Linked DNA regions of Homo sapiens: all the other regions are linked to region 1. Evidence: chromatin loops called from intact Hi-C (ENCODE). Cell type or tissue: Caco-2. All regions are shown on one strand.

Region 1 (8,000 bases):
AATTAGTTTAAAAGCAGAAAAATAGAGTTCTTCTCTCATCTTTTCTCAGCAATTTCTATAAGCCAAAAAAATTGTAGGTTTTTCAAGATGTGTTTTGAAAGATATTAGGATTCATAAAAGATTATTATGTGCACATATAGTAAATGAGATGAAGTTCTATTCTGTGGTCATTCATAAATGTTTAGTGACACGCCCTGCACTGTCAGGACCTAGTTAATAGAAGCTATAAAAAGCAGCAATCCACAAAAACACTTTTGGGATATTTTGTGTGTTTTGTGAAGAATTTTTCATGTGGGTTTTGATTGCCTCATTGAGATGACCATAGTAATATGAACAAGAAACAATATTTTGTACATAACGTACACTGGGAATCTAATCAAAGCATTTGAAAAGATAGTGACAATAATAAATGTAAACTATTAATATTATTGTTTGGGACATCTGTCAAACTGTATTTGGCCTCATACTTCCCTCATTGGAACATTTGAGCCCTCATCAATCACACATCATTCCCAAAGGCAACAAATCATAATGGCTATTTCTCCTTTAGGACAAGGCTAAGCTTAAAGAATTTAAGTCCTGCCAGTGGCAGTAAGACTAAGTGCTAACAGGGGAAAGATATAAAGAGTTTTTTTTTCTTTTTGTTAGGAGCATTAAAAACAGTCACCAAACCATTGATTTTGATTTAACAGCTTACAAAGCTTCATTAAAAAGATTTTATATGTTTTCCTTTTCAATTCCCAACAATGAAAAGAACTTACTTATTATTAAATCTGTATTTTGTACAGACTTCTTCCTTATATTTCCAAGAAATAATTTTATATATGTATATGTATGTGCATGATTGTTTGTTCCTGTCTTTTTTATTCCTCATAGTATAATTGTAGAGTTTATCTTTAGTCCAAAAACTAGATAAAATCTTATCAAGGTAATTTAACTAATTCCTCGACTCCCTTTGGGACATTATCAAGACATTTGAGACTTATATGAACCTAAACCTTACAGACAAGCATTACCTCATACCTTATAGCCACACCTAGGTCTAAACATTGTAGACATACCTAGGCCTACACTTTATGGACACATATTGGCTTGCAGCTTTTAGGCCCTTAGAAGCTGATCTTTGATAGATATATATAGATCTATAACCATGTACATAGACTTCTAGGGGCCTATACCTTAGAGACATGTATAGGACTTTACCTTATATACACATATAAGCCTGTAGCTTGGAGCCACCTAGAGGCCTAGACATATAGAAAGGACCAAAATTCCTTGATGAACATTTTAAGGGCTAAGCATGCACCGTTGAGATGTTCTTATAATCACAGACTTTTCCAACTTAAAGGTTCAACATCCTAGGATCTCTCTCCCTCTGAATATTTGATGGACAAGGAAATTGAGACTCCAGGTGATTTGCATTAAGCTTGCAGATTTGATGATCAAGGACAACTCTTAAGTGTTCTGATTCTAGGCCAGTACCTATGCTCTAAGAGCATAACCACAGCTGTTCTTTGAATACAGAATGTACAGACATTCTGACCTCAGCATAATATGCTAGATTTGGAACCTGATTGGTGCAATAAATATGAGTAGATAAATTGATCTTATTCATAAGTTGAAATTCATATATTGAAATCCTAATACCCAAAGTGATGGTATTGGGAGATGGGGTCTTTGGAAGGTGTTTAGGTCATGAAGATAGAGCCCTTATTAATGGGATTAATTCTCTTATAAAGGAGACCTCCTTGCCCCTTCTGCCATGTAAAGACATAGTGAAAACGATGACTGTTTACGAAACAGTAAGTGAGAGCTCACCAGATACTGAATCTGCCTTGATTTTGGACTTCCCAGCCTCCAGAGCTATGAGAAATAAATCTACTGTTCATGAGCTACATAGTTTATGGTATTTTTTATAGCAGACAGAACAGACTAAGAACAAACCATTATTGAGCAACCTTTTTTATTTCTAAACCTCCCTCATGTTATGTTCCTTTATATGTAGATATCTAAAAACCTACCCCAGTGTCAAAATGGAGTCTCTTAAGATAGCCCAAGGCATTCTGATATTTTTGCAGTTAATACATTTCATTTAAAACATCACTGAGGCAGATTGTTGTCAGCTTGTAATTTATTTAAATTGGTGTTAGTTTCATTTCCATTTCTGTGGTCTCTGGCTTAGCATTTCAGAGGCAGAAAGCGAATCTGAGTTCAGAAAATGCCATATTTGCTTTTGGAAACATATGTTAAATCTTGCAAGGCCTATAAGTAATGACTGATTTCAAAATTAAAAATAAATAAAGAAACCCAATGGCAAGGCAGGTACCTTATTTTCAAATAAGAAGGTGAACATTTTTAGAAGGGCTGTCTTGGATATTGGAAACTGCCAAGCAGGCCAGTGCAGTCTGGGGCTAGCATGAAGTATTGATTCAGATGTCATAATTAAATGAGCCTGAGACTGAGCTCAGATAGACACTCTTTGGAAAGATGGATAAAGAGTCAGGAAGAGATATGAGTTAGAGTCTCTTTCCCTAATAGTACTTGTCAGAATTTCAAGGGTGAGAGGTTCTATCAATTGGAACAAGAACGGCGTGGGTGTGATGGGATTTGGCACCTTATCAATTCTCTCCCTTCTAAGAGAACATGTGTGACATCTGTGATTTATTTCTGATCTACCAGTCTGGTGAGCATGAGTCTTGAGTTTGCTGCCAAATTACTGCACTCGTCTACATGCTAAAAGGCTGCTGTCACATTTAAGACTGTCAGAAATTCAGATCCTTCCCATGGGTGATCCCAGAGAGCACACAGAATAGGGACTTACTTTTTGCTTGTGGCGAGCCACGTGTGGGAGTTATGTTGTTACCAATCAACTTACATTAATCATGTTAGCTTTTCCCACCTCAACATCTGCATATATGATTAAAACAATATTATTGCCATATCAATGGAAATATAAAACATGAAATAAATTCTCCTATAATCTTACCACCCTGACATAAATGCTACCTTCACAGCCTCTGTTCATATGTACTCTGTAACATTATATTAACTTTTAGAAAACTTTTTCTGATCAACAGCAATTTATCCCATAGGGAGATATCTTCAAAATTGAGGAGGAGGACATTCTTAGTTGAATATGAAAAAAGAAGAGCACTCTAAAATCTATGGCACATCATGGGGAGGAAATAAATTAGATTGCAACAGCTTCTGAAAGGGACACACATTTTCCTTATCGCTAGTGTGGCTCTTGGAAGGTCTTTCATTTGCCAGCCAACTCTATATGGATTAGGTCCTCTGATCTTTACATCCTCACCCTCAAAGGAAAGAAGCAGGTGATGATATAAGCATATAGGGCATCAGTGATATTTTATATTTTTCTTTAAATGCCACCTCTTCCCAGGTCCGTAGCAGGGAGAGATATCATTTAAAGTTGACACCGCAGTTCCTCTGGCCACTGAATCATGACCTTCTGACCTGGGAGCTAGCCTGAATCTATAGGATTTATCAAGAAGACCTTAATATTGCAGAATGGCAGTCCTCACCAATCATTTGTTCACCATCTCTCTTTTCTTGTTCTATCCTCATTATTAGAAGAGTCATTATTTTAAGCCATTCAGTTGCCTCAGGAACTGTAAAGTAACCCTAGTGATAATTCTCCATGGCACTTAGAACCACATAGTGTTCCCCTGATCATTTGGCCTAACTTACTCAGAAAATGAAATTTACAAATTTTTTTGATTCCCAAGGTTTTGCGCTACAAAGGCTGTTGCCATCTGTTTTCTTGTCTAAGAATTGTAATCAAACTGGAAAACCACCAGGATGTATTTTATTTATTGACAGGCTAACCTCCTGCATATTTATAAGATGTAGGTTACGAATGTGTGCAAACTGACCAAAAATGTGATATAAACTGTTTTATATGGTGGGAAGTGCTCACATTTTTTTTAGAATTCTAAAACTGGAGAGACTCTTAGTTATTCTATTGCCCAACTCCCTAATCCGACAAATAAGGAACAGGAGGCTCCAAAAGGTTATCAGCCCAGAATCTGAGACTTCAAGCAGTGTAGCACAGGCTTTGAAGTCAAAAGCCCTGGCGTGAACCACTGATTTGTCTCATACTTAATCCTTGGAAATCCGTGAGCAATTTACTCAGCTTCTCTCTATAGCTTTGTGTCCTCAGCTGTAAAATGGAGAGGAGATACCTGTTCCAAAGTTGTCGGGAGGATTAAATGAGATAAGTTAACAAAATGCTGAGCCCACCATTCCTGGCACATTTTGGTTGGTGGAAGCTACTCTTTAATCAATGGAAATGATTCTTTATGTTGGAGGTGGCCACAAAGAGAGATTCCATCCCCAAGACTGGAAGTCACACGTCCCTTTTTTGTAGGGAAAAGACAGTCTGTTTTGAAGGAACACCACCTTGGAGGAAAGCTTATTCCTGTAGTATTTGGACTTTCATCCTCATATCGAGATATGAGAAAATTGTTTTGTTCATTTATACAATCCCTGCTGGAAAGTGTTGCCAGAAATAAACAAGCTCTCAGGAGCAAATGATTCATTTCTCATCTACTCAGATGACATCTGGTTTAAGTGTGATGAATACATGCTTGTTTAAATCATGTGGTGACGGTGATGCTATCTGACAGAAATGTGTGCAAATATTTGGGGAATCCCTTAAGTGCCTGCTACCAAAGGGTGAGCTTATTTAACAGGGGGAAAAGCACAAACTTCAGTCTATCAAATCAATGCTTGCATCCATTTCCTAAGGCTATAAGATTTGGAGCTACAGCGGTCGCTCTATTTGAAGAGTAGGTGGCTATTTTGACATTAAATGTAGATGCCACTAGCAGCATGAGGATGTGAAACAAATGCTCAATGGTCACTGGGACATTTAGGAAATAGCCTTTGAATAAAAGAAATGTCAAGTGACCCTACATGTTTGAATGGACTTCAGTACATTTAATGGTTTGGTTATTGTTTTTATTACCTTCACAGTTATTCATTTAATAGTGTTTAGTGGATTGTGCTAAGCCAAACACAGAACACCGAGGAGGAAATGGAAGATGTGTGTCTGCCAGGGGACTTCACATGGCCACAGGGGAAATAATCAGTCTTAACATAATGCTTGATTATTCAGATCCACACGGGACAGATGTGGCACATCCTGAAAAATGCATGGGCATTATCAGCTATTTTGAATTGTTCTTGCCAAGCCCACTCTTCCTATCCTGAATAACCTGAGAATTAGCAGTATTTAACTGAAATGTATTGAGAGTCATTTGTCTGAAGGGAATTTAAATTATATATAGAAATTCTAAGTTATCTGAATATTGAAAGTTGAAGGCTTATGCATAATGCACAACAATTGCTCGCTGAGTTAGGAATAAACATTTACATGGAGAAAATCGTGTGAAACATGGCAAAGCATAAGGAATGCACGCTCGATATACAGCCCATTTAATAATATATGCAAAAAAAGAAAGAACAACTATCTGTTTTATGCAGGCCATCAGTAGCTACTATTTGTGTAGCACTTTACAGTTTTTAAAATACTTTCCATGATTTATATCATGTGAGATGATGATCCTATTTTACACCAGGCAATTAATAATATTTTTCAACAATATAATTGGCATCTCAAATACATAGTTGTTTTCCTGAAATATCAATAAATAAAACCAATTTTATGAGGCATTTATATAAAGTAGCCCCCAAATGTTTCATAATAATTGATTTTTACATATGAAGCCTATTATCTCTGTCATTATATTTTCTTCAAGTGATTTGTTGCTAATTTATGTTTGGAATGATGGGGAGGTCTATAGACAGCATTGAAGTGGGCATTTTATCGTGGAACCAAAAATATACCAGTTTATCACATATTTCAGAATTTTTCAAGCGTGTCCTTAAGCATTAATGGTAATAGAGTAAATGTGCAGTGAGCAGAAATCATCTCTGCTCAAATGAGAATGAGCTTCAGTTAATGGGAAGAGGTTTGGTGATTGTAGGTTGGAACAGCGTCTTTGAATACCTTCACCAGACTAGATTTTATAAGAGTACAAAATGCAGAGGAGTGCATATAAATATGTGGATGTGTGTGTGCATGTGCTTGTAGGGTGCATAGAATAAAAACTGGAAGGGTACACACAACTGACGAGGAACTCTCTGGGAAGTGCAGTGTAAATGGGAAGGTGATGGAAAGGGATTTTTTTTTTTACTCCATATACTTCTATATTATTTCAATGATTTTTGCAATGAGAATATATTCATTTACTACTTTTGTAAAAATTTTAAAAATAAGCCTAAAATGCACCATGATGCCGAGAATTAAAAATGGACCAATCTGGTCACATCTGCTTTTTTTTGTTTATTGGCTTGTAAAGGAATTTTCTGGTTTTTCCTCAGATAGATGTGGTTCCGAGCATCTAGGGATGGAGACTCTCCATTTTTGGCCTTTCTTATCTCATTTGCTGTATTTCTGTTCAGTGGTGTGCTATTAACTGTTGAACAGCTGGATCCTGGGATAAGAAGGAAGATCCAATTTGTAGCATTTGCTGATACCTGTGGTGTAAATATTTTCAAAGTAGCCAATTTTCAACTACCAATCTGATGTCAAGCAGCTCACAAAATCTCTAGAAATTGTCAATTGGCTGTCATTCCAGTGGCTCAAATCGTGGTGTCTAACGCCTTGATTCTCCTCCAAAAGGATGCTCTTTTGGACTGAGTATCAGATTTCTGAAAACCTATACTGTTAGAAGGGAAGGTTCAGGACAGAGAAAGAGGAAGATTCGTTGGATAATTCTTTAGCCAACCAAGAGTGGAACTGGAGGCCCGAAGGCTGAGTCTTCCAGAGCCTACCACCAGATTGAAGTGGCAGCTGCCAGTCTTCCCACAGTGCCAACGGGCACATTCCCAACCCAGTAGTGCCAATATAGAAGAAAGTAGGCCTCAAGTTCTTCATTTATAAAATGGAAATAATAATTCAATGAAAGGCTAAGAACTATAAATCACTTAGAAAAAAAGTGTTATATTTAAATATTTGCACCCAAAGATGTTTTCTTCTTCAAATCAACACTTCTGAAAGCTTTCCAACTTTCTCCAAATGGAGCATAGTATGATTCTACAGCTTTGTGTTCTCGTTCCGATCAATTCTAAAACAATCTTAAGTCAATCTTAGAGACAAGGAAGGGTATTCTCTGGACCTCTAAACAGCTTCCTCTTTCAAGGCAGGTTACACTAAAGGACAAGCTAGCCTAACAGTGTGCTTTTGGCATAGCCTGGTCAAGGACAACTAGGGGTTTTGACTTAATTAAGATAAGGCTTCTTTCAAGTGACTGCTTGGAAGTCAACAGAGGAGACTTGGGGTAGATCTCATCTTCGTGCTCAAAGGGCAGAAGCTGAGAGCAAAGAATGGTGTTTGAGGCTTTTGGCAATAAGGGATTGAATGATGAGAACTTTTTGCCCTGTCCCCGACCCATAGATGAGAGGAGGATGCTTATTTCTATGTGACGCCAACCTGTAGCAAGTGGGAATATGTAGACCGATTTCATCTACAACCAGGGAAGTGGCTGATTGACTACAAATTAGACATCTTGATGTCAGTAGAGGTTATTTAAGTGATACAGACTAAGAAAAGCACATTGACACAGTCAGCACAGGATAACATAGATTCTCTGTGAGGCTGACTTCGCCCAGTATCCAGCAGTGGCTGTGTAAGAAATCCTGGTCTCTGTCTGCTGGCTGCACTGCTCTCTGGAGAAGCACGCACAAGAAAGAAGCGTTTGATTTGGAGATGATGGGGCGGAGAGGTAGCCGGAAGAATGTCTTCACCTGAGTTTGCTTTGGTCGCTTGTTGAACATGCTGGCTCCACAGGAAGATTAGACCTTTCTTGTTTGTTCGGAGCAAGCATTCAGAACACCCAGGGCCCTCAGCCTCCTACAGCCGCTGGGCAGGTAAAGGGGAAGCCTGATGCCTTGCCCTGAACTAAGGGGCTTCGTTA
Region 2 (8,000 bases), 190 kb after region 1:
CAAGTATGTGGTCAATTTTGGAATAGGTGTGGTGTGGTGCTGAAAAAAATGTACATTCTGTTGATTTGGGGTGGAGAGTTCTGTAGATGTCTATTAGGTCCGCTTGGTGCAGAGCTGAGTTCAATTCCTGGGTATCCTTGTTAACTTTCTGTCTCGTTGATCTGTCTAATGTTGACAGTGGGGTGTTAAAGTCTCCCATTATTATTGTGTGGGAGTCTAAGTCTCTTTGTAGGTCACTCAGGACTTGCTTTATGAATCTGGGTGCTCCTGTATTGGGTGCATATATATTTAGGATAGTTAGCTCTTCTTGTTGAATTGATCCCTTTACCATTATGTAATGGCCTTCTTTGCTCTTTTGATCTTTGTTGAGCTCCTGAAGGAAGCACTAAACATGGAAAGGCACAACCGGTACCAGCCACTGCGAAATCATGCCAAAATGTAAAGACCATCGAGACTAGGAAGAAACTGCATCAACTGACGAGCAAAATAACCAGCTAACATCATAGTGACAGGATCAAATTCACACATAGCAATATTAACTTTAAATGTAAATGGACTAAATGCTCCAATTAAAAGACACAGACTGGCAAATTGGATAAAGAGTCAAGACCCATCAGTGTGCTGTATTCAGGAAACCCATCTCACGTGCAGAGACACACATAGGCTCAAAATAAAAGGATGGAGGAAGATCTACCAAGCAAATGGAAAACACAAAAAGGCAGGGGTTGCAATCCTAGTCTCTGATAAAACATGTCTTTCTTTACATGGTGGCAGCAAGGAGAATAGTGAGCAAAAGGGGAGAAAGGCCCTCATAAAACCATCAGATCTCATTAGAACTCACTCACTACCACGAGAACAGCATGGAGGTAACTGCCCCATTGATTCAATTACCTCCCACCAGGTCCCTCCCATGACACATGGGGACAATGGGAATTACAATTCAAGATGAGATTTGGGTGAGGACACAGACAAACCATATCACTTTTAGTCCTTGCTTCCTTGGGGAATTTCTTTTTCTTATGTCCTATACCTTCAGTAACCTCATAGCCATATCTTCTACTAACTTCTCAGCACATTGTAGAAAATATTGCTTTTAACCATTACGTTAGTATTTTTAAAATAAGAAAGAAAACTGGATTTGGCAAAAAAAAAAAAAAAAAAAGAAGAAGAAGAAGAAGAAAGAGTTGTATAGTACTTCTATAATGTTTGTAGTAAAAGAATAGTTAATATTTTTGTTATTAGAAAATTGAAGTTACTCGTGGTTTCCCAAAGCTGTGATCTTACCTTTTATATTTGTCTTCAAACTCCCTACTTTTCTCCAATCCCTGATGTTTGAATCACTTCAGACTCTCAGGAAAAGGATTTTAGATGTTAGAAAGTTTGGAGACCAAATGCAGATTTATACGCAGTTCCAAATACAAACATGGAAGTGAAGATGGCCAGAGATTTTACTGTAAAATTAACCTACTTAGGAATGTTTTAGCTTCCTGTATTAAAGGGCATAAATTCCTGTCTTAACAAATACACATATATGTTCATTATATGGCAAATGCCTGTTGATGCAGAAAGGTTGAGGATGTGATATGCTGATAAACTGAACATTCTAGAAATGAATTCACTACATTCAGCACATGAAATGAAAATGTCCACGTTCAATGCAGAACACTGAGCAGTATCACAAAGACTTTAATCTCTGGCAATCTGAAGGCACATCAGGGTCCACCCTCCAACCATAGTCACCCCTCTCTGGGCATCAGCTGTCATCATCCAGTGTTGTGGTCCTGGAGATTAGCCTGAAACTGCCTGATCTTACCCTGTGACTGCTCTGGAAATTGCACTTTTGAATCCACTCCCCAATAACTATTTGTTCACTTCACATTTTTCCTTTATGCACAACGATCTAGTCAGAAGTGGGTGGAGAGAAACCCCCACCACTGGGTTGCTTTCGTTGCTGAGATAACATTGGGACTGAGAACTGGGTCTTCAATGATGACTCATGAAGCCTGTGCTACCTCCACACTCCCGGTGGCTGTGGCTCTGGGAGCACACGTGGTGGCCTGGGCCTCATAGGTCACCACCAGCAGGAAAGCAGCTGGGAGCCCAGCTCCTATGAGGCCCATAGTAGCCATCTTTGTATACAAAGACCTGCCTGTTTTGTGTCCATTCCAATACTGCATTTAAGAGCCTTTCTGCCTTCTCTGGCAATGTTATGTGTGCTGAATACTACATGTATCAAGAAGAAAGGAATGGAAACCTCCATGACAGTATTCGGCTACCTCTTCAGATAATTTACCCAAATCTTTCAGATACATTTAAACAATTCTTTTGTCTATGATTTAACTGTTACAAATAATGCCAGTGTTCAAATCTGAAAATATTCTTCACATAGCTGGCGTTGCCATTCTCTACTTACAATCCCACTGTGACTCTAGGCATATAATGTTCTTTTGCATAAAATGTTCTTCTGCCTTTATCTCTCTTCTCTGCTTCCTGCCAAGCTTCCATTCCAATGTCCCTCCATTCCCTTTCCAGTCAGAGACCAGGTGCTTCTCTGCCTGCCTTGCTAATCTCTCCTGCATCCATTCACCTGTCTCCATACCCCTGCTATTATCCTAGCCAGGCCTGTAATTTTTAGAGCTGAAAAGAACCACCTCGTCCAAGCCTTTGCTTTCGAATGAGGAAAATCACCTAAAGAAATGAAGTTAATGGTCGTTGCTTCAGGACTGTAGCTTGAATATGACCATAACACCACCTTTCTCTAGACCTATACACACTATCACACAGCCAGTGTCTCTCCACCTCAATACATCCTGCAGAGATTCCAGGCTGTTCTTTCTGAGCCACTGCCACTAGGCTCCTTCTCAGCTCAAAACCTTTAGTGATCCTCCATTGCCTCCAGAAAAAAATCCAAACTTCTAAAACTCACATTCAACCATCAAGCTCACTCTTCCCAATCCTACCCTTTAGATACACTTTGCAACCAAGTCAACTGACCTATTCATCCCCAGGTATTCTTCACCTGTCCAGGTGAGCTTTTACTCTCACACCTATGTGCAGGCAACTCACAAGTCTGGGTCCCACTCCTAGGTGAGAGCAAATATTGAGTGCCCCACTTTCCAAGAATGCCTTCCTGGTTCCCACCAATTAAAAATCATCTCTCCTCTACTATTAGTGACACAGTTTCTCATTCATATCTCCCTTATGTCACCCATTAGCTTGTATAACAATTTTGTGAACACACTCACTTGGATAGTCTCTGTAGGTCTAAAGCTTCTTACAGAGAAGATCCTAGTGTGTTTCACTTTTGCATATAGTACCCACAACTCTTGCTTATAGCACCCACTCACCTAGGATTCAGAAATGAACCAGTTTGTTCATATATTTCCAAGTTATTAGCCAGTAAAGTTAGAACTCTCTAATTTCTCATAATCAAATGTTAACTTTTTGTTCATCCTTTTTGTTAGATGCAGTTGAGATGGAGACGATATTATTTTTGTTAGGATACACAGCTGAACTGTTAGGATAAACAGTGTAACTGTCACCCACTTGAAGATATTTTAAATTAATTATATACTAGTAGACGTATTTGACATAAAGTGTAAAACAATGTAAAACATCAAATAAATAAAATTTTTCTTCTAAAGGAAGTCTCACCCCCACCCCTTCCATACACACACATTTACACACAAAAGACTAAAGTTATCATAGAAACTCATCAAACGTTTACTGCCATCTTGTGGACAGACAGACATTAGCAAAATACCCAAAAGAAATAACAGCCTTTTATTTGCCTAAGCGGCCTCTACTTAAATGCTGTGTGATTAAACCAAAGGAAGCAGCCTCTTCGTTAATTAAACCATTTGCCCAGAAAGTGGTTAGTCAATGCCAGGGAAGCCTTTGTTAATTGTTCTTTATCATTACAGAACCCTAAAATGGTTGTCAGAAATGTGCATACAAATTATCTTCGTGTTCTCATTCCGAATATCCAAGAAGGGGTGGGAGCAGGGGCAGGTCAGGAAAAGGTGACTGGGTACATTTGTATAGGCTTTGCTTCCTGGAGCAAAAAAGCACAAGAAATCTTTTAATTAATGCATTAGCAATTAGCAGTTTGCACCCCAAAGTACACAATTTACTCTTGATGGTTCAACAGTCTCCTTGATAAATTGCTCCCAAACAAGTAGACATCGAAGATGAAGAAATGCCTGTTTCTCCACGTTACTGTAAAATCTGTGATTCACAGAAGGGACTACCAATGGCCATATTATTACCACTTGCATATTGGAATTTAAATTAATCCATAAGAAATGGGCATGAAATAGGGCTAACAAAATAAAATATTACTCAGCCTCCCGAGTAACTGGGACTACGGGCATGCGCCACCGAACCGGGCTAATTTTTGTATTTTTAGTAGAGACCAGGTTTTACCATGTTGGTCAGGTTTGTCTCAAACTCCTGACCTCAAGTGATCCGCCTGCCTCGGCCTCTCAAAGTGCTGGAATTATAGGCATGAGCCACCGCATCCGTCCTGGGAGGTTTTCTTTTTGTGTTAAATATAGTCCTTATTCAAATACAAAGCTGGACCATAGCTCCACACGTTTTCATGCTATTACTTTGTCTCCAGGGTACTTTATTGCTTTCTGCTGGCCTATAATGAAACTCATATGTGGCACTGAACTTAAAGAAATGATTTCTTATATGAATAAAACTAGATCTCAAAGAGAACCAACCAAGGTGTGTAGAGCAAAGCTGACCCATGTAGCAGGCACTTTCCCTGCCGTGTCCCCACCCCTCTGCCCTTCCCTGTTTTGGTTCTCTGGGCCTCAGGATCACTGTGTTTTGCATTTCTTTCTTTCATCCTTGCCTGCTTGTGTTAATCACTCTAGGAAACTTGTTTAGACGTTAGCTGTCAGATAAGGCCATCCCCAGCAGTCAGAAGAGAATCGAATATTCACTTATTTATTCACGGAGCCAAAATGTATTGACCACTTACTAGGTACCAGTTTCTCTGTAGACATAAGGATCTGAAGGTTCAGAATCACTCACCTGCATCTGCTCAGGCTGAGGGGAGTCAAATAGAAGACAGGAACAGAACGGCCTGGTAGGTGCAATGCCAGAGGTCTGTGCACAGGGTTGGCGGCAGCTTGCTGTACTAGATGTAAGGTGCATGGGGAGGAAATCAAGGGTGGCTGTCCTGAAGAGGTCAGGGAAAGGCTCATGCTAAAAGTACCTTTGCTCCATGTCAGGAAGCTTGACTGTTATGCTCCTGGAGAGTGGTCGTTGATGGTAAGTGACTTCGCCAGAGTTTCAGTTCACTTCTTTGGGAGCAATAGAAATGTAAGAAGGGAGAGGATACATGCAAAGGGATCAAGACTGGAATCAGGAAGAGTCGGCCAGGCACAGTGGCTCAAGCCTGTAATCCCAGCACTTTGGGAGGCCGAGGCGGGCAGATCACCTGAGGTCAGGAGTTTGAGACCAGCCTGGCCAACATGGTGAAACCCCGTCTCTACTAAAAATAAAAAAATTAGGCAGGCATGGTGATGGCCATCTGTAATCCCAGCTACTTGGGAGACTGAGGCAGGAGAATCACTTGAACCCAGGAGGCAGAGGTTGCAGTGAGCCAAGATTGTGCCACTGTACTCCAGCCGGGCAACAGAGTAAGACTCTGTCTCAAAAAAAAAAAAAAGAAAGAAAGAAAGAAAGAAAGAAAAAGAGTTGTTATGAAAGTCTTCCATAAATCCTGGCTACCATGGTCATATCCTGAGGCAGGCAGTGGAAATGGAGAAGACAGCTACTCAGCTCTTAAAGAGGTAGAAATAGCAAGGTTTAGTGACAGGTTGAATATGGATTCTGATTGCAAAGTGTTGACAATGACGCTCTGGTTTCTGTCTTGGGTGACTATGTGAAGTGTGGCGCTAGGAGGGAGAAAAAGTAATATCTTTTTCTCACTCATCACAGTTCATGGCTGAGACCCCTATCACAAAACACAAATTAACAAGAGGAAAGCATAGAGATTTATTTAACCTAACTTTTACCTGACACAGGAGACTTCGAAAATAAAGACCGAAAGAAATGAGGATATCTGTGTATTTTTATGGACAGTCCTGCAGAAGTATGATTGGAGGACAAACGGGTATGATCTAATGATAACAAACTGGGGGAAGCGGAGCAAGGCCTGTTTGTTCAGATTCTTCTGGGCATCTCTGTGTGACAGCCTTTCCCCCCCAAGTACAGGACAGGAAAGGGAATAATTAATGGTGAAAGCTCTAAGAGGAAGTGGGAGGAACAGGGGAGTATTTGAAATTAGCTTTGAATGGAAGGAAAGATATCTGGAAGTGAGGTTACAAGAAAAGATGGGTGTACATACAATTAAGTCTGTAGGTGGGAGGGTGAGAAGACGCTTCATTATCAACATGACAGTAATTAAATGCATCCTCAAACAGATCAGTTTGAAATGCCTCCTACTGTGAATAGACAAACTTGTTACGGAAACATCTCAGGAGACTCCTTGCAGGAAGGATGGGTAGATAGATGCTCCGATTCCTCCCGGTTTCTGCTTTGCCTTTACTTCCCTAATTTCACCCCACCGCCAGTGCTAACCTATTTTCAACTCAGAGCGGTTCTTGCCAAGATAGGTAGTGTTCTTTTTCTACATCCATTACTATTTTATCTTCTTGATCGCCTTCATCAGTACACATTTTCATGAGAATGCTTCCATGTTAGGTTTTATGAGAAGCCATGGAGGCTGCCTCCTGCCTTCTGTACATTGGTGATTTGACAAACAACAGTGATCTAGATGGAGGAGCTAAATATTAAACACATGACAATGCCATTGAAGATTATCTCAATTCTATGTGTGTGTGCGCACGCGTATGTGTGTCTATACGTAAATTTGGGGAGGGGAGGGGTAACCATTGCCTCCGTTTGCAAAGCTCAGTGCTTTCATTGGCGCTACCTTTTCATCCCAGGACAGTTTTGCTCGCACACACCAATTGTAGCTCCTTTTAAGGCGCTGAACTCTGATGTGTCGGCTGCTAGTATTGCCTGGAAACCAGCAGCACTGTGGTCATTCTTCAGGCTCCCTTTATATTGTTCTGGTAACATCCCCTGCTGTGAAGATTTCTCTGGCTCTGTCTGCTACAAATGTAGGGGATAGATATAATGCTGTCTCAGTCATTGTCACCTTTCTGAGCAGTACAGGCACGCTATGCAACACACGTGCAGTCAATTTAATAGGCATGACCGCTCTAGAAACTTTGGAGAAACAGCCAGCCTGGCCTCCTCACAAACTGTCTTTATTGGCCAGATTTCCACACTCAGAACCATCTCTGATTGTTTCTGTCCTGTTAAATATGAAATTGAGAAGTTCAAATGACAGCAAAGTGAAGCTTTTTGTACTTAAAGGTGTTGAAACTTACTCTTGACAAGGTCTATTTTAGGCTTTCATTTCATAAAAAAAAAAAACATGATCCACAATAAACTTTGATGACCCCACACATTGATCTGTTAGCAAGATCATCGCCTCATTTTCCTGCTAGAATCATCAAACACAATCTGTTCCTTTGGGGAGTGCTTTAAAAACATATAACCCTAATTGGAACTGTCTAGAGGTGTTTTGTTAGCTATCTTTCAGCCCCTTCTTTAAAAGCTGCATATTGCTACTGATAAGCACAGAAACTTTGGAATCAGACAGACCTACTGACCCACCCAGATATGTCACTCCTGTCCCAAACCTGTCTTCATCTATCAGAAGGCCAATACTATTTGCCACCCTGTCACAACTGTGTTATCATCATGTACTGAAACCCTATAGGGAAAGTAACTAACACAGTGCCTGCCTCATAGTGAGGGCTTGGTAAACATTAACTTAGGGAAAGACTTTTTTTTTTTTTTTTTTTTTTACTTTAAGTTCTGGGATACATGTGCAGAATGTGCAGGTTTGTTACATAGGTATACACGTGCCGTGGTGGTGGTTTGCTGCACCCATCAACCCGTCGTCTAGG
Region 3 (8,000 bases), 580 kb before region 1:
GTTAGGATTAGAAAGCTTAAAGTATGTTTGAGTGTAGGAAATAAGCTTCTCAGAGTTATACTTGATTCTGTCTGTAGATAAGAGACAGTCTACAGTAATAACTAACCCAGGGAATTTACTGTAATTTGAGAGGTAACATCTCTATTTTTTTCTTTTTAAATACAGAAAGTAATAGTCACCAGCAAGCCACGATTTCAGGAAAACTGACTAAAAAAAAAAGTCAAAATAGAAAATATCAGAAAAATGAAAGATTTTTGTGTGCCCTCTCCATATCCTCATTGTTTTTGTTGCATTTGTCCTTGACTCTAAAATCACTGAAGTATTCATGATTAGTAGTTTGTAAGTAGGAAGTGGTTTTTCTGTATGTACCATATATCCAGTTCATTTCAGTTTTCAAACTAAAATCCATATGTATTTGCTGAGAAAGTTATTTGAAATCTTATATTCTGACAAATTCTGTACATTACATCCATTTGAAGTTTTGCATCATCTTAACACTTTTGCTTTGCATTTCAATTGTACAAAGTGTTTCCAAAAAAATGGTTATAGATTCGACTGAGCTATTACTAACTTCTCCATTTGATTTTTTATGGATGTGAAAAATGCTGCTACTTGTCTATGTTATTATGTGTAAGTATATTACAATTTAATTAAGTACAATAGTTTAAAGAACGAAGCAATTTTTTTTTTTTTGGCTTAGAACTTCTTAATTGTAGGTTCCTCTGAAGCGATTTCATGTAGATATGTGAGTGTTTTAAACAAGTCTGAAAGTGTTACATACTTTTAGGTTACAGGGGTGCTGGGGAGACAGCTGAGGAAAGGAAGAATATGTGGAAGACACCACGGAGTTCAAAGTTTTACCCTGAGTTCTATCTTCCATGTATGTTTTGCTTAAGGCATTTCTCATGTGACATTAGAAAAGCTATATCCAAAGGTAAATTTTTTGTGGCAAAGATTTATTTTACACTTTAACTTTTGGGATTTTATTTGTTTCAGCAAAATAAAGAGCACTGAACTTTAAACTTGAATTTTTTCTGCACTTTTTTAGGTAATGAAAACTTTTTATTATCATTTAATCCACATTGCTCAGTTTAAACCAAGTGATACATGTGTATAAAACATACCAAAATCATGAATATGCTGCTAGCTGTACCTTAAATAAACTGATCAGTTTTAAAACCTTTAATAGGGTTTTATATAGATTTAAAAAATAGTAAAATAATCTGCTGTATGTTTCAGTGTTCTTGGTCTTAAATTATTGCAACACTTTCAGATTTGTTTTAAGATCATACAGTAACATGTTATATTTATACATACTGCTAGAAAATATACTTTTAGTTTTAAAATGGAATTTTTATAAATGTACTTTAATTTTAAAATGGTGAACTTGTTAAGTTTAAGTCAAAGTACTTAAAAAGTATGTATATTATCCATACAAAAAGTTATGTTTTACGCTTATAATAAGAAATACTGGTATCTCATATCGAGATACAATTAATTTTAAAAAATCATACATCATTTAAAAATCTTCACACATGAACAGGAAAGATATCATTTCTATGCTTTAAAAAACCCTCTATTGAGCATTTTCAAATATTAATTTTATTTTGGGGGAAAATGCCCACAACAATAATTGCAAGATCTTTCTCAATAGCTTCAGTTTGCTGTTGGATGCCTACCTTAACTATTGTTTTAAAATATAGATATATATATATATATTTAAAATAGTTTTCCAGGTATTTTCTTCTACCTTTTTTAAAAATAAATTTCCAAAAATGAAAACAGAGTTTATGTATTTTTGTCAATGAAGGTTTTTATTTTGTAGTTTATAGAATTTGTTCCTTATCAGTTTGATACTTGATCAACATTCTTAGACTTTTTAATCTGTATTTACTTTGGGGGGAAAAAAGCACTCCTATATCTTAAATGTCCTTCTTTTTTCTTTTCCCTTTTAGGGTATTTGTTCTCTTGGATTGAAATTTATGCCCACAGATTTTTCTTTTCATTTGAAAATGAATGTGAAGATACTGTTTACAGCTTTTGTTAATTGCACTTTTCATCACTCTGATCAATTTCTTGTAAAGTGCTATGGGAATTATTTTTCCTGTGAATATTAATGATTTTACTACTGCCTCCGAAGTTTTAAAAAAGGTTCTGTAGACAGAAAACAGTTGTTGCAACCAAAAACAACCAAAAAAAGAAAAAAAGGGAAAACTGGCTTACCTTTCTCAGATGAATTAAATGATTTTAATAACTTCCCAATTACCAGGGTTATAACATTGCTTTCTTCAGTTATTAATACAGTCAAATTAATTTTAACAATATAGGCACAATTCATTTACAAATTCAGTACAGTAGTCCAGGGCTACATGTAAGTGGTCTCTTTATTTTATTCTTTACATCAGAAAAATCATGAATGTCAGTTTTGCCAGTATTTTACAATGAGGCTTATCGTTTAAAATTTTATAGTGTATGACATGTAAATAAACCAGTATTTATTGTAGGTTGTTTGATTCAGGCATTTCAAATGGATATAGGTTAATGGCAATGGAATCCTATTTATTTGGTAGTTGGTTTTGTTTGTTTTTGTTTATTTACTTTTGCTATTTGTTTTGTATTGTCTAAACTTTGCTTCAACTGAAGACAGTGTAAGGAGTTGAAAATACAATCAACATAGCAATGGAAAGCAATGCAAAGAGGGTAAATCTTGTTTTAATTTTTTTAACTTTTTTTTTTTGTAAATAAATAGTACTGTGATACTTTAGGTGTGACCTCTATTCCACATGATAGTTAGAACCAGAAAAACACTTTTGCTTTCTAGTTATACTATTGGTTCATTGTAAATGCATTACCAAAAGACAATATGAAAAAGAGCAAGATTAAGTTTTTCTAACATTGTCCACTTCAGGGGCAAGCATGCTTGGTATAGAGCTCTAGCTTGTGTATACCTTAAACTGTAACTTGCAGGTGTTTTTCAGTTGCTGCACTTTTTATTTAATCTTGCTCAGTCCCAGTAACTATCTCAAAGGTAATTGCTGGAATATGCATTTTGAAATACGGTTTAAAAAAAATCTGTGTATTGTTTCATCTAAAAAGAAAAGCACTATTGGAAACACTAAAAACGTGTTAAACTTTGTAGTTATTTTGCATTCCTGTACTTTACAAACTGTCATCACAGCAAAAAGTTTAAAATTAGGTAATGAAATATTTTTGTAAATAAATACCGTTAAGCTGGTATTTTAAAAAATGTATTATAAATTAATTAATGTTTCTGGAAAATGTTCATATATATGTATATGAATGTCTCTTTATGCTGAAGGGCTCTGATTGGGCAAAATAAAATACTCTAATCTCTCCTGAAACTAAACAAGCCCTTTTTCCTGGAAAATTTGTTCTAATTTTTTTCTGAATTATGGAATTAATCTATTAATAACCTAAGAAAATAATTGATTAAAAAAATAGATTCCCACATTTACTGAAAGTGAAGCTAATCATATAACTCAGGTAATACCAACTATATTTTTCTTGACTATCTGGAGTTTTTGGTGAAAAACACCTACCCCTGTGTTGGGTGGATTGAGAGTAAAGGAGACAGGGTGAGAGTTAAGGAATAGGAATGAAATCTGAGTGCATGCTTCTTGGCCTTTAGTGTGTACGCGAATCACCTGAGGATCATATTAAAATACAGATTCTGATTCATTGCATTTGAGGTGTGGCCTGATTTTGCATCTCTAACAAGCTTCAAGCTAATATAGATGCTGCTGGTCTTGGAACATACTTTGAGTAGCAAGGATATGGATAGTTTCCACAGAGTGTCAGTGTCCAACTACTTGTACGAAAAATGAGTATCACATTAATGAATCTTGAAAAATGTAAAGAAGACCAAACAGTACTTACCACTGTTTCTGTTGTGTTTTAGAATAAAAGACGTAGTAGTTCTCTTATTACATTGAAGGATTATTTGATTTTGAAATATATATATTTTTTATTGTGACACATGCTTATCCCACATGGTGGCAGTCTCGTCTCACTGTGTGAGCCTTTAGCAAGAAGCGTTGCAGTACAATTTTACATGGGAAAAAAACATAGACTTTCCAAAGGATAATTTTCATGATACTTTTTTATCCAGAAAGTTACTAAACACTCTTAGATATGGAACAGATAATATGTTCCTAAGGTATTATAAAGTTATGTAAATCATTTGGTAGAGTGATCTGGTTTATTATCAAAAAATTTTTCAGTGTCTTTCTAGGAAATAGAGGCATAAAGTGATAAAATTTTAAAAACTGAAGATTGTCTTCATGTCTCCGGTCATGCCTTTTTAAAGAACATTATATTGGGTATGTGCTGTGTAAATAGTACAGTGCTATCCACTGCTTTAGATAAAAATTTAAGTTGTCATTGTAACCCTTCATAGGAATTTACAGGAAGATTCTGATTTTCTAGGAGTTTACAGGAAGATTCTGATTTTCTTCCATTAGTTTAAAAATTGTATGTTTGCCCCATTTTTATGCTTTTTTCAGTTTTTGTACAAAAGTGTTTTGTCCTAGGTACCTTAAGGAAAGCTTTCAAAATGCTTTTTTTAGACTAAAACATCTTTTAAATAAGAAAATACTTACCTGTCATTTTATTTTTTTCAAATTCAGTCTGTCTTTTTAATATCAATAATGTATATTCTGTTAACTTTAAACTTATGGAAATATTCTAACATTTAGTTTTAGTCATTTTATATGATTTTATACTGTTTTAAAAAACAAAACCCCATAGCTTCTTTTTTTAATAACTTTTCAAAAACAGCATGAAAGTAAGATACATATTTAACAAGGTTCCAACAAAATAGAATATTCTGTTAGTAGCAAAGGAAGGGAGTCTGAGGACTTCATTTAAAGTTATTAAGGAGAGAGAGAGAGAGTGTGTGTGTGTGTGTGTGTGTGTGTGTGTGTGTGTGTGTGTGTCCCACCAAACAAGAGACCTCCTTGTTCATCTCTCCCGGGCTGAGTTCGACTCTGAACCTTTCTTTCCACTTCTCTCTGCTGCTTCCATTTCATTTCTGTTCCTGCCCCCCATGCCTCTCACCCCAATTCTCTTTACTCTTTAGTATGTTTTATTTTAGCTAACTACTTTTCTTTGCCCATTTAGCAGGGAAATAATGCAATCCCTCTGTTTCCCAGGGCCCCTCCTAAATACTGAGTAGATTTGTAAATAATGTTTGTAAATACAATAACGCCATCCCTACTCTTTGTTACCTCCAGACACTCAAAATATCAGCAGATAAAGCAAAACACATTAGTACATGGAAGAAATACTGTGCTGAGGCTGAGAATTGTAACTCCCAAGAGCACTGCAGGAGTATGTTTGGATAGAACACACTGCTGCTTCACTAGGGTGTTTATCCAGCTTGCTTTTTTATTTTTTGAGACACAGTCTCACTCTCACACAGGCAGAAGTGCAGTGGTACAATCATGGCTCACTGCAGCCTTGAACTCCTGGGTTCAAGCAATCCTCCTGCCTCAACCTGCCAAGTAGTTTGGACTACAAATGTGCCTCACCACTTCCAGTTAAGTTTTTTATCTTCATTTTTTTGTAGTGACAGGTTCTCACTATCTTGTCCAGTCTGGTCTTGAACCCCTGGGCTCAAGCGATCCTCCTCCCTTGACTTCCCAGAGTGCTGGAATCACAGGCATGGGCCACCACACCCAGCCAGGTGTTTTAGCTTTCAAGATCAAAGATGCCCAGAAATTACAGCATTGCATGAGTACAAAAGTTAGAAGACCACACATTTCAGAAAGTGAAAACCTCCATGTTCCTTTAATAACAATGTGACTGCAGATACCATTAGTCTAAGCAGTGGTTCTCCAACTTGAACATCAGAATCTCCTGGATACACAACTTTTGTGAAAACACATCACTGGATCACATCCCCAGAGTTTCTGATTCAGTAAGCCTGCAGTGGGGCCCGAGGATTGGTATCTTAACAAGTTCCCAGCTGATGCCGAAGGTGCCAGTCTGCAAACCACACTTACTGAGAACCCTGATGTAGAGCAATGCCCTAGAAGCAGTGTCTTCTCTGTATCACATGGTTTAGATGTCTCCGTTACTATCTGGTAATGAAATTATAGATAATATGCTTGCCTATACATTCAATTTTTAAAAATCAACATAGTGTCTGAACTAATGTGCCAGAGATATGAAATGAAAGCAATTTATAATTTTTAAAAAAGTATTTCAATATGCAAATGCTGAGGTTACACACAAGAAGAACAAAGACAAGTCACACATATTTCTAAAACGTTCCGAAGGGGGTATCCCCTCCTAACCTCACTCCCGTTGTAGCCTCACTTTGCCCCTCACACCCTCTGACGTTTGAACCCTTGGGCCAGAGAGTAGAACCTGCAATAGGACCCATCCTTTTTCAAATTTGTTCCCATGCAGTGGGACTGTCACGAATATGTTTATAAATGTTATGCCATAATATATACATGAAAGTATAGACTACTTAAATGCTAGTTTGGAATTTTAGAGCAGTTTGCATTAATTCCTCTTACAAATTTATATTCACTTTCTTATTTAAGCTGTTTTTGAACTAGAGTGAATTAGAGAGCCAAGACTTATCTTTATAAATTTGTGCCTGAAACACACTAATCAATATATGGTATGCTTCTCCTAACAAAAACTCATCTTGACAAACAGAGCAATGAATTCATTCTAGGAAGATTATATAGATTCTTACAGATTATAAACATCTATTATATAACATTAGTATTGGAAACTTTCACTTTTTCTGATAACCAAAACTCAATCTGTGATTATTGGTTAATTATTAAACAAGTCCATTTGCCTAGTATTTAAGTGCATTAAAAGTGGGCATTTATATAGAGCTCATTTCAAATGCCAAGCACGTCTGTCTGAGTGTGAAGACCAGAATTCTGTCCCTAAGTTTACCAGCAATACCAATGACCTTTTCCAAGTTAACCTCTATTTGCCTGAGTTTTGTTATTTATAAAACCGTGATCTAAATACTAGCCTTCCCTACCTCAGCCACTGTAGGGAATGTAATAACGTCTGAAAATCATTAGAAAAACAATTAGCATACACAAAGATTTATGATCTTAAAAATCTTAGTCGTTTAGAAGCTCTGTGAATCAGATATATTTGAATAAGGAAGAACAAATAGCAAGTCTTATATCAGGATCAGCAAATCAGTATTATTACTGCTATAATCAGGATAAAAATTGATACATTATCTTTAATAAAAGAATGAAGATCAAAATGTCTTTGAATTTCATAAGCACCTTTCGTTTCAACTGAATTTTTTCTTTGTTGTGTGTTTACTCCAGGGAGCCAGCTCAGGATGCGTTTATTGCCAGCTATCATCAGGATACAAGATCTTACTGAAATTACTCTGGTTACCTTTCAAAACAGAACTGTAACCAAATCCCAGTACCTGGAAATTTGTTTTTTAAAACAAATGTATTTATATTTGTCTGTTTTCATACTATAAAGAACTGCCAGAGACTGGGTAATTTAGAAAGGAAACAAGTTTAATTGACTCAAGTTCAGCATGGCTAGGGAGGCCTCAGGAAACTTACACTCATGGTGGAAAGTGAAGAGGAAGCAAGGCACTTTCTTCACAAGGTGGTAGGAAGGAGAAATGCAGAGTGAAATGTGGGGGAAGAGCCCTTTATAAAACCATCAGATCTTGTGACACCTCACTATCATGAGAAAAGCATGGGGGAAACTGTCCCCATGATTCAATTACCTCCACCTGATCTCTCCCTTGGCACCTGGGGACTATGAGGATTAGGAGGATTACAATTCAAGATGAGATTTGGGTGGGGACACAAAGCCTAACCATGTCAATATTTAAATTCATATATGCATATTTTTTCCTATCTGGTATAGACAGTAAATACTTTTGGAGGTTTAGTCATAGCATAGTTAACATACTTTTCACAGATTCTTTATAAAATATCTCAATATAAAAATTATCTTAATTTAGA
Region 4 (8,000 bases), 330 kb before region 1:
ACTTCTGGAATTCAGAGACAGTGCTAGTAAATTGATTTTGTGTTACCTGTAATATGGATTTTGACAAAAAATTTAACAATACATTTCTTTACTAGATAATGACTTAGTAAGCTAGTGTTTTCTAATATGTTTATTAATTTGTTTGTATCAGATCAAATACTGGCTGATTTTTCCCAATGAGATCGAAAAGTTAGGACAGATATATAGACTTTGGCTGACCTGGGTGAGTTCTGTGCCAGGCATTGTGCTATCTATTGTGATTCTAAAGATAGACAAGGCGGAGTTAGTTATTTAAACTGCAAATTGCGAGTACTTGGCAAATGAAAGTTATTCATTTTCTGACCTTTTTTGAATTTTCTAGTCTTGGAATCCATGACAGGAAGCCAGAATTTCTAGCTTTGATGTGGTTTCAATTTGATGTAGTCTAAGCAGAATACTATAATTGTATGAATTAAGAAAATATAAAAGAACAATTAATGAAGTAGATAATTTTTAAAATGAGAAACATTATTCATTATTTGGTCTATGAAAATATACATGTATCCAAGATAGGATATTAAAGTTTTATTCTATGTAGCCCACACATATATTTATGCATGTGAATGGTATTTTCAATACACTTTGTGCATAGCTGTGTTCAGATCCCTCAAAGCACAGCCCGTGATGAGTAAGAAAGACTGTAGCTGCAGCTCTGGGGTCCCCGAGGAGCTATGGCTCATCCTCATCTCAGCGGGCTTCACTCCCAAGGGGTGGGTGCTACATCTCCATCCTCCCCTGTCCCAGCAACATTCTCCTCTTTTGTTAGCCAGGAATCCTGGAAGAATAGCAAGAGCAGAGGGTAGCATAAGGCTTGTGTTCCTTCCTAACTGCTGCCTTTCTGATTAGGAAGCATTGAAAAAGGTGCCTGTGTTTCCTCTGCATCTTTCTTTGGGAGAATTTTTCATGTAAATCATGAGATAAGAGTTATTCAGATTGATCAGTTTGAACATCCATTCTGTTTTGGTTGGCAGTCATGCTCTAAAAACTTCAGTGTAGATCATTTTTAATAACCATATGGAAACAAGGGCAATTTCTAATTGAGATTTTTTTTTTCTTTTCTATTAGAACAGGTTGCCACTGACTGTAAAGGGAAAGAATATTGGAAGTTATTTTTAAAGGTAGAGATGGGAGAAAGGAGTAATTTGAAATCTGAATTGTTCAGCTGCCGTCACACACATTATGGCTAAAAAGCTTCATGGTAAAGAATGACGGCTGGGCGCGGTGGCTCATGCCTGTAAATCCAGCACTTTGGGAGGCTGAGGCGGGCAGATCACGAGGTAAAGAGATCGCGACCATCCTGGCCAACATGGTGAAACCCTGTCTCTACTAAAAATACAAAAATTAGCTGGGTGTGGTGGCACGTGCCTGTGGTCCCAGCTACTCCAGAGGCTGAGGCAGGAGAATCGCTTGAACCCGGGAGGTGAAGGTTGCAGTGAGCTGAGAATCCATACCACTGCACTCCAGCCTGGTGACAGAGTGAGACTTCATCTCAAAAAAAAAAAGAAAAAAAAAATTGCCGGGTGTGGTGGTGTACACCTGTAATCCCAGCTACTCCGGAGGCTGAGATAGGAGAATCACTTGAACCTGGGAGGTGGAGGTTGTAGTGAGCTGAGATCACGCCACTGTCCTCCAGCCTGGGTGACAAGAGCAAGACTCTGTCGCAAAAAAAAAAAAAAAAAAAAAAAAAGAATAACAGACATAAAATTAAGCAGAAGTCTGCAAAATCTAGTCAAGATTCAAGGAGGAAGCCTTAAGCATGGTTAATGCTAAAGTTTTTCTCACATATTGAAGAAGGACATATTATTAACTTCAACATTTACCCAAATAAACCAGTCCCATCCCATTTAAAACAGGTTCAATGGGAAGCATCATTATTAAAATAAATAAAATTGTATGATGATGCTATTTCCTCAATACCAAAGTGGAAAAGCACCTAGAAAAGTTGCCAAGCCAAACAGCCACAGGCTTTGCAAGATTGTGCATCAATGCTATTGACCTACAAAGTTAGACCTGAGGACTTTGTCTTTAAGATCACTTAGATTCTTATCTTGTTGCTTAGCAATTAAGTATTTTTTAATTTAATGTTAGCTTCCCTTGTCCTGCCTCCTCACCTCCTCAAAAATCCCTTTGAAAATTCGCTAGACTCTTGTAGAAACTTTAAAATTGCATAATAGTAAGTTTGATTCCTTAATCCTCTGTAAACCTGCTTTAACATCCAGTAGACGTTAACAATGGTTGGACACTGATGGATAGTGATTGCTTTGTTGAATGGGGTGGGACACAGGATCTCAGAAGCTCAGCTTTTTAACCCAATCTCTAAATTCTTCTTCATATGAGAGCCTCCTGAAATGCCCAGCTCCAGCAATTAAGATATCTGATTCAAATATGGATGTCCAACATTGGAAGATTTCCTCCAAGAATTTCTTTTCTCACATTTCTTCATTTTAATGGGCTTCGGCAGCACATGATGAAATTTTCTGCCCACTTGCTGGGGAGCTCAATTTGGGGGCTTCATTGGCTACGGTGAAGTCAAAGGACCCTCATCACAATATATGTGATGGAGCAATTGACCTTTATTTGGAAGATGGACCTTTTGTACCTGGTAAAGTGAAGTGCTCAGGAGACAGCCAGAGAAAGCAGGGGCACGTCGCAGACATTTTGCATGTCAGGACAACCTTTTCAACTTGGTTTTTGCCTTGTAAAACAAACTAACTCTCTTTCTCTGTCTTTAATTTTTTTTTTTTTTTTTGCTCAAAAGTTTAATGGTTGTATGCCCATATTCTCATAAGTTTTCAAAATGTCTGTAACGAGTGTGTGTACTTTTAAATGATGATTCAGATCTTAGCTTTTTAAGAGTTATGTACATGGTTAACATCCAGCGGTCTCAAAACTCCGCTGTGCTCTTTTCTTCACTGTTGCCAAGCCTTTGTGGTTACAGAATCTTTTAACTTTACCTGTAAACTTTAAATAACTTAACTTTTAATGTTTTGAAGTAATCTTGTTTGTTTCTTTAGAGTTTGAATTCATGCTTACCTAAAATCATTTTCCCCTCAATTTATTTATAAAATGCTTAGAAGGAAATCTTATTCTTAGAATACTTATTTTTTCTGTCATACAACAATGACAGTCTAACATGAAGATGTTTGATTTATTTTCCTATTTTATTGTTCTGCTTTAATTCATACAGATCCAGAAGTAATGAATTATACCTTTTGTTAAAACTTTCTCTTTTGTTTAATGGAAAGTGAACAACAGGGTTGTTATACACACATTACAAAACTTTTTTCTTTTTCTTTGTAAGAAAATAATGAGCTAGACTGCAACCACACTGTAAGAATGTTTGTGGCATTTGTGATTATTTCTCTGTTTTAAGAAGTCCATTTCCTCTTTCTTACTTTAAAAATTGGATAAAAGTTTTTATCTTTTTGTTCTTTTCATTCTACCTATTGTCTTAGTGCATTTAATTCTATATGACAAGGGGCTGTGAAAAAGATCTCGAATAATGTTCCCATTGGTAGATGTGCTGCCTCTCTCAGCCTCAGTTTCCTCATCTGTAAAATGAGAGAGTTGTATGAGATGATCCCAGAGGTCTCACAAAGCTCTAAGTTAGGTGCCACTTTAATGATACCAGTGAGCAAGATGAACAAGTCATTTCAGTGGCTGAATTACCCTGCTCATGTTCCACATTCTTGAGATGTGACCTTTACATTCAAACTGCGAGTTCGTCATCTCTGGATTCCCTGAAAGACATTCATTCTTAAAGATGTCTGCCAGCGGCCATTTAGCCCAACCCTTTCATTTTCCAGATAAGAAAAATAAAACAGTGTTTTATTGAAACATCAATAGGAAAGCATATAAACTGACTTTTTGTTTTCTTTCTAATAGCTATGCAATCCCAGTCTTACTATAAATAATCCCAAACTAAGGCTTCAAAACCACAAAACTCATTCTGTAAACATTCTGTCTAAGGCTAAGACCTACCTACTGCCTCTATGGGAGCCCTTCTCTCCTGCCTGGGGTGCAGGGCCTCAGTGCTAATATGAACAGGGTCCCAGTCGTTAGTTGGCTGCCATCTGCACTGTTGTCACCCCAGAATAAATAATTGAGAAGCACATGCCACTGAGGTGTGCCTAATTCTGCGAAAATAACTGTTACTTCCCCAGATCCAAGAAATTTAGCAAACTCATCACACTGTAATAACAATTTTATTCATTATTAATCCTGGTGAGGAATACTTCAGCTGCTTTACATCTATTTCATACCCTCCACTTTGACCCCTCTCTTTGATACTGCAAATCCTCACGTTGAAGGGCATGTGAAATTATTGGTGAATCAGAAAGGTGATGTTTCATTCCGTATATTAATGCTTCTTTTGTAAATTAAGAATTTATTTTTGTTTGTAGTTAACTCAAATATGCTTTTTTTTATGGGCTTCAGTGTTCCATTAATTTTTAAAGGAATTAAATATTTGCTTAGATGTGCCTTCCACAGTTCTTTCAATCATGTGGGTAGATTTTTTCCCCTTAATTGTCTATGTTAAAAAGGGGAAAAAAACAACTAAAACACACAGTAAAGAAGGTAATTTTTTCCAGCTGTGTAGTAGTTCTATTCCTTCATTTGACTTTGATGTAGTCAAAAAGTGGCCGCCTGGTCTGACTTAAACTTTACTTCTTTTACCCCGTGGCAACATTTAGAGGGAAGAGAAATACAATCTCTAACTGGAAAATCTCCCAAATTCATTAGACTTACCACTTATTTACCAATCAGAAGTTATTTTAAGTTGCGGTTTTCTGCTCCAGTAAAGTGTATAGTCTGAAGTATTTTGTTACTCAGAATTTGGTGTATTTTATGGAAGACTTTACTAAAAGGAAAGAGACAGAAAAGAGGGAAAGAGAAAGAGGGAAGGAAAGAAGGAAGGAAGGAAGGAAGGAAGGAAGGAAGGAAGGAAGGAAGGAAGGAAAGAGAGAGAGAGAGAAAGAAAGAAAGAATGTCCTAAGGTAAAGAAGAGTCTTTACTAAAAAGGATGGAAGGAAGGGAGGCAGGAAAGAAAGAAATGATAAGTTCCTAATACATGAGCAAGGGTTTGTCTGGGATCTCAACTTGCCTGGGGTTAACTAGTGTTGTAGGTCCAAAGTAACTGGATTTAAATGTCATACATAATGACAAGTAGGAAAATTGGTACGTTATTTGCATGTGAATGGGGATAGAGGTGACTGGATGTTGATTCATTGCATGATGAATGTTTGCCCTTGGTGAAATGTTTTACCTTCCATGAAATTATAAACAATATTTCTTACTGACTGTAAAATGTAGACACCAAGCCTAGAAGTGTCTGCTCCTGAAATGCTGCTCTAATTAGAAAACTGTTTTTAAAAAACAAAACAAACAAAACCCAATCAGAGGAGGGAGGAATCTTGGAATTCTACACTTTTGAGGAAGGACTTGCCTTCATGTATTGCTTTAGGTTTAGGAGAGTTGGGAGTGGACCTGGGAAATATAATTCCAAGACGCATTAGAGATAAATGGACAAAGACAGTTTACTCACATTCTTTGGAAAATATTTTTGAAGTCTCTAAAATAAATTAGATTTATTATTCTTATACTGTTTTGTGTTAGTAATGTTTCTCTATATATTGATCTAATGTGCTTTTTAATTTGTAAAGCTAATACTTTTGCAGGAATAAACACAATCTCAGCTGTGAGACTATTAAGGAAAAAGTTTTTTCTAGATAATGCATCAGTATGTCTTCAAAACTTATAATTAGAGAGTCTTAGAACTTGATAAAAAAAGTTTCTTAATTTTTTGGAGAAATATTATCAAATATTTCCATTGATTGAAAACATTGATTTTCCAAGGTCACTTTTCTTCTTAAGCTTTTCCTTCAATTGGATTATAGTGATTGAATGATGGAAAACTTTCCCCAGTATTCTGCCGTGACAACTTGCAGTATATGTGTATTACACATTTTAACCTAGTAATTCTCCAAATCATCACAAGAGACATGGGATTCATGGAAACCCTTGGATTAGCCCAGGGTCAAACAATAAATTAGGATCAGTGTCAGAATTAGAGTTCACTAGGGACGCTGAATTTTGAGTTTGTTGTTGAAGCATACTGGTTGTGGTTTGATATGCATAGAATCAGAGGTCAGGATGCTCACAGATAGGTTTTTGTACTCTCTGAAAAGACACTACAAAACCAAACATCAGAGAGCATGCAGGATGCCCGCTTCTTAAGATGTGGAATGCCAGAATCCCCGGACTTTAACAAGGAGATGCCATAATCAGAGGCTCCGTGGGACTTCCAGGCTGGGGCAACCCCACACGACAGGACATCTTACTGATTTGAAGAAATGCCACTAGCAGTTGATGGCATGTGCAAGGAGGGATGACAATCGCCACTTGGGGGTCACTGGGCCTGACATATTTCTTTCAAGAAATTGAACAAAGGCCAGCTCCCCTGGGCTATGTAAGGTAAACATTCCAATCAGCATCACCCATGGAAGCTGATTTGGAAATCATTCTCAAGAAATACTGTCCAAGCTCATTTCTCTAAGCCCACGCAATATAATTTTAAAGCAAAAAGAACATTGACCCTTCCTCTGCTTGAGGTGGTAATGTTGATTCCCATGTTAGAATAATAGAATTTTTCTATACGTTATGTATTTATACACTTACTGCAGATTCAGCACAGAGGCCATCCTGGGAAAAAGAGCAAGTTACATTGAATTCTAATGTGTTACATATGATCTTGCACAGGTGTGTGAATACTTTTCATCTCAAAGCATTTCCCATAGTTTTATATAGGAGCAGGGTATAAGCTCGGATAATGGTGAAGTAGGCCAAGGAGAAAACCTAAGAATTGATGAGGTCTGTGATAAATTGTGGCACCTCAGTGTCATATGAGTTGAGTTGGTCCTATGCAGCTCTAGCTGCTGATTGTGTGAGAAATACAGACCCAGTGCTATCAGACCTTAAGACTTGCTTTCACAATAAATTAACACTCCAGGTTTTTAGGTGAAACTTTGCCATCTAATGAAATACATCCACGGGCCGGAACTGGCTCTCGGATCATCAGTTTGTGATAGACTAGGATCATTACCAGTGGCTTAGTATATGTCAAGTTCTGTGTCAACTGTTATCTTTGTCTCTATTTCTATATCTGTCTGTCTGTCTATGTATCTATCTATGTATCTATCTATCTATCTATCTATCTATCTATCTATCTATCTATCTATCTAGTCTTATCTATTCACAGTTGACCCTTGAACAATATGGGGGTTAGAGGTGCCAACCCCCTGTGCAGTCAAAAATTCAAGTATAGCTTTGACTCCCTCAAAACTTAAAGTACCAATACTCTACTGGTGACTGGAAGGAAGCCTTACTGATAACATGAGTAGTCAATTCATAGACCAGCGTGGTGGTATGTGCAGTGAGCCATGATCATGCCACTGCACTCCAGCCTGGGCGACAGAGTGAGGCCCTATCGCAAAAAAATAAAATGAGAGATACATTTGCATCAATTGTTTATGCTTCATGGATTCTTAAATATTCAATCCTTCTTGACCTGTTCGGTTTCCACTTATGTTTATTGGTAACTATCACTTCTTAATCTCAAAGGATTTCGATTGGCCTGTTTATGTCTCATGCTTAATAATATCCAGCTTGATACAGTACTTGTGTACTGTAGTATGCTAAACTAGAGAGCTTATCGTTATCACTGCACAATAATCTGTAGAAAACTTTGTAATTTGAAAACTTCAGGTGGCACTTGTAGTGTTGTATAAATATATGCAGAAATAAAACCATATTCAGAATTATTTCTTTTAGAATTAGAGTAATCATGCTTTAGAAAAAACTGCATTTCTTATCTCTTTTAATGTGTATAAAATAAACTTGAAATTTCACTTTGGGTTACCATAGAAAATAGTTGATCATATATATTTTGTGTTATATGTATT

What was found. Hi-C counts contacts between places; a loop is a spot of excess contacts. Peaks named below come from ENCODE experiments on the same cell type or tissue, not always from the same donor. Only the 100,000 strongest peaks of a DNase experiment are listed, where the experiment ranks them.
Region 2: it touches region 1 in a loop (4-fold over the local background); 6 of 110 quality-filtered maps call a loop at or near these places.
Region 3: it touches region 1 in a loop (7-fold over the local background); 7 of 110 quality-filtered maps call a loop at or near these places.
Region 4: a loop joins it to region 1, with 4 times the contacts of the local background. A loop is called at or near these places in 2 of 110 quality-filtered maps.

What each region holds. Positions count from the first base shown.
Region 1 is chr6:147,969,939-147,977,938 of GRCh38, forward strand. No RefSeq gene overlaps it. Among named protein-coding and RNA genes, the nearest start is that of SASH1, 370 kb to the right of the region's middle. In Caco-2, no CTCF peak of the experiment used is centred here; a DNase peak (open chromatin) is centred at 4,073.
Region 2 is chr6:148,162,819-148,170,818 of GRCh38, forward strand. No RefSeq gene overlaps it. Among named protein-coding and RNA genes, the nearest start is that of SASH1, 180 kb to the right of the region's middle. In Caco-2, CTCF peaks have their summits at 3,756 (motif pointing left) and 3,970; no DNase peak of the experiment used is centred here.
Region 3 is chr6:147,387,107-147,395,106 of GRCh38, forward strand. STXBP5 (syntaxin binding protein 5) reads left to right here. Exons shown (of 28, transcript NM_001127715.4): 28 at 1-3,367. LOC124901421 (a long non-coding RNA gene) reads right to left here. Exons shown (of 3, transcript XR_007059802.1): 3 at 1,592-8,000. Among named protein-coding and RNA genes, the nearest start is that of SAMD5, 120 kb to the right of the region's middle. In Caco-2, a CTCF peak has its summit at 3,975; no DNase peak of the experiment used is centred here.
Region 4 is chr6:147,638,797-147,646,796 of GRCh38, forward strand. It overlaps a transcript of SAMD5 not described here. Among named protein-coding and RNA genes, the nearest start is that of SAMD5, 130 kb to the left of the region's middle. In Caco-2, no CTCF peak of the experiment used is centred here; a DNase peak (open chromatin) is centred at 3,755.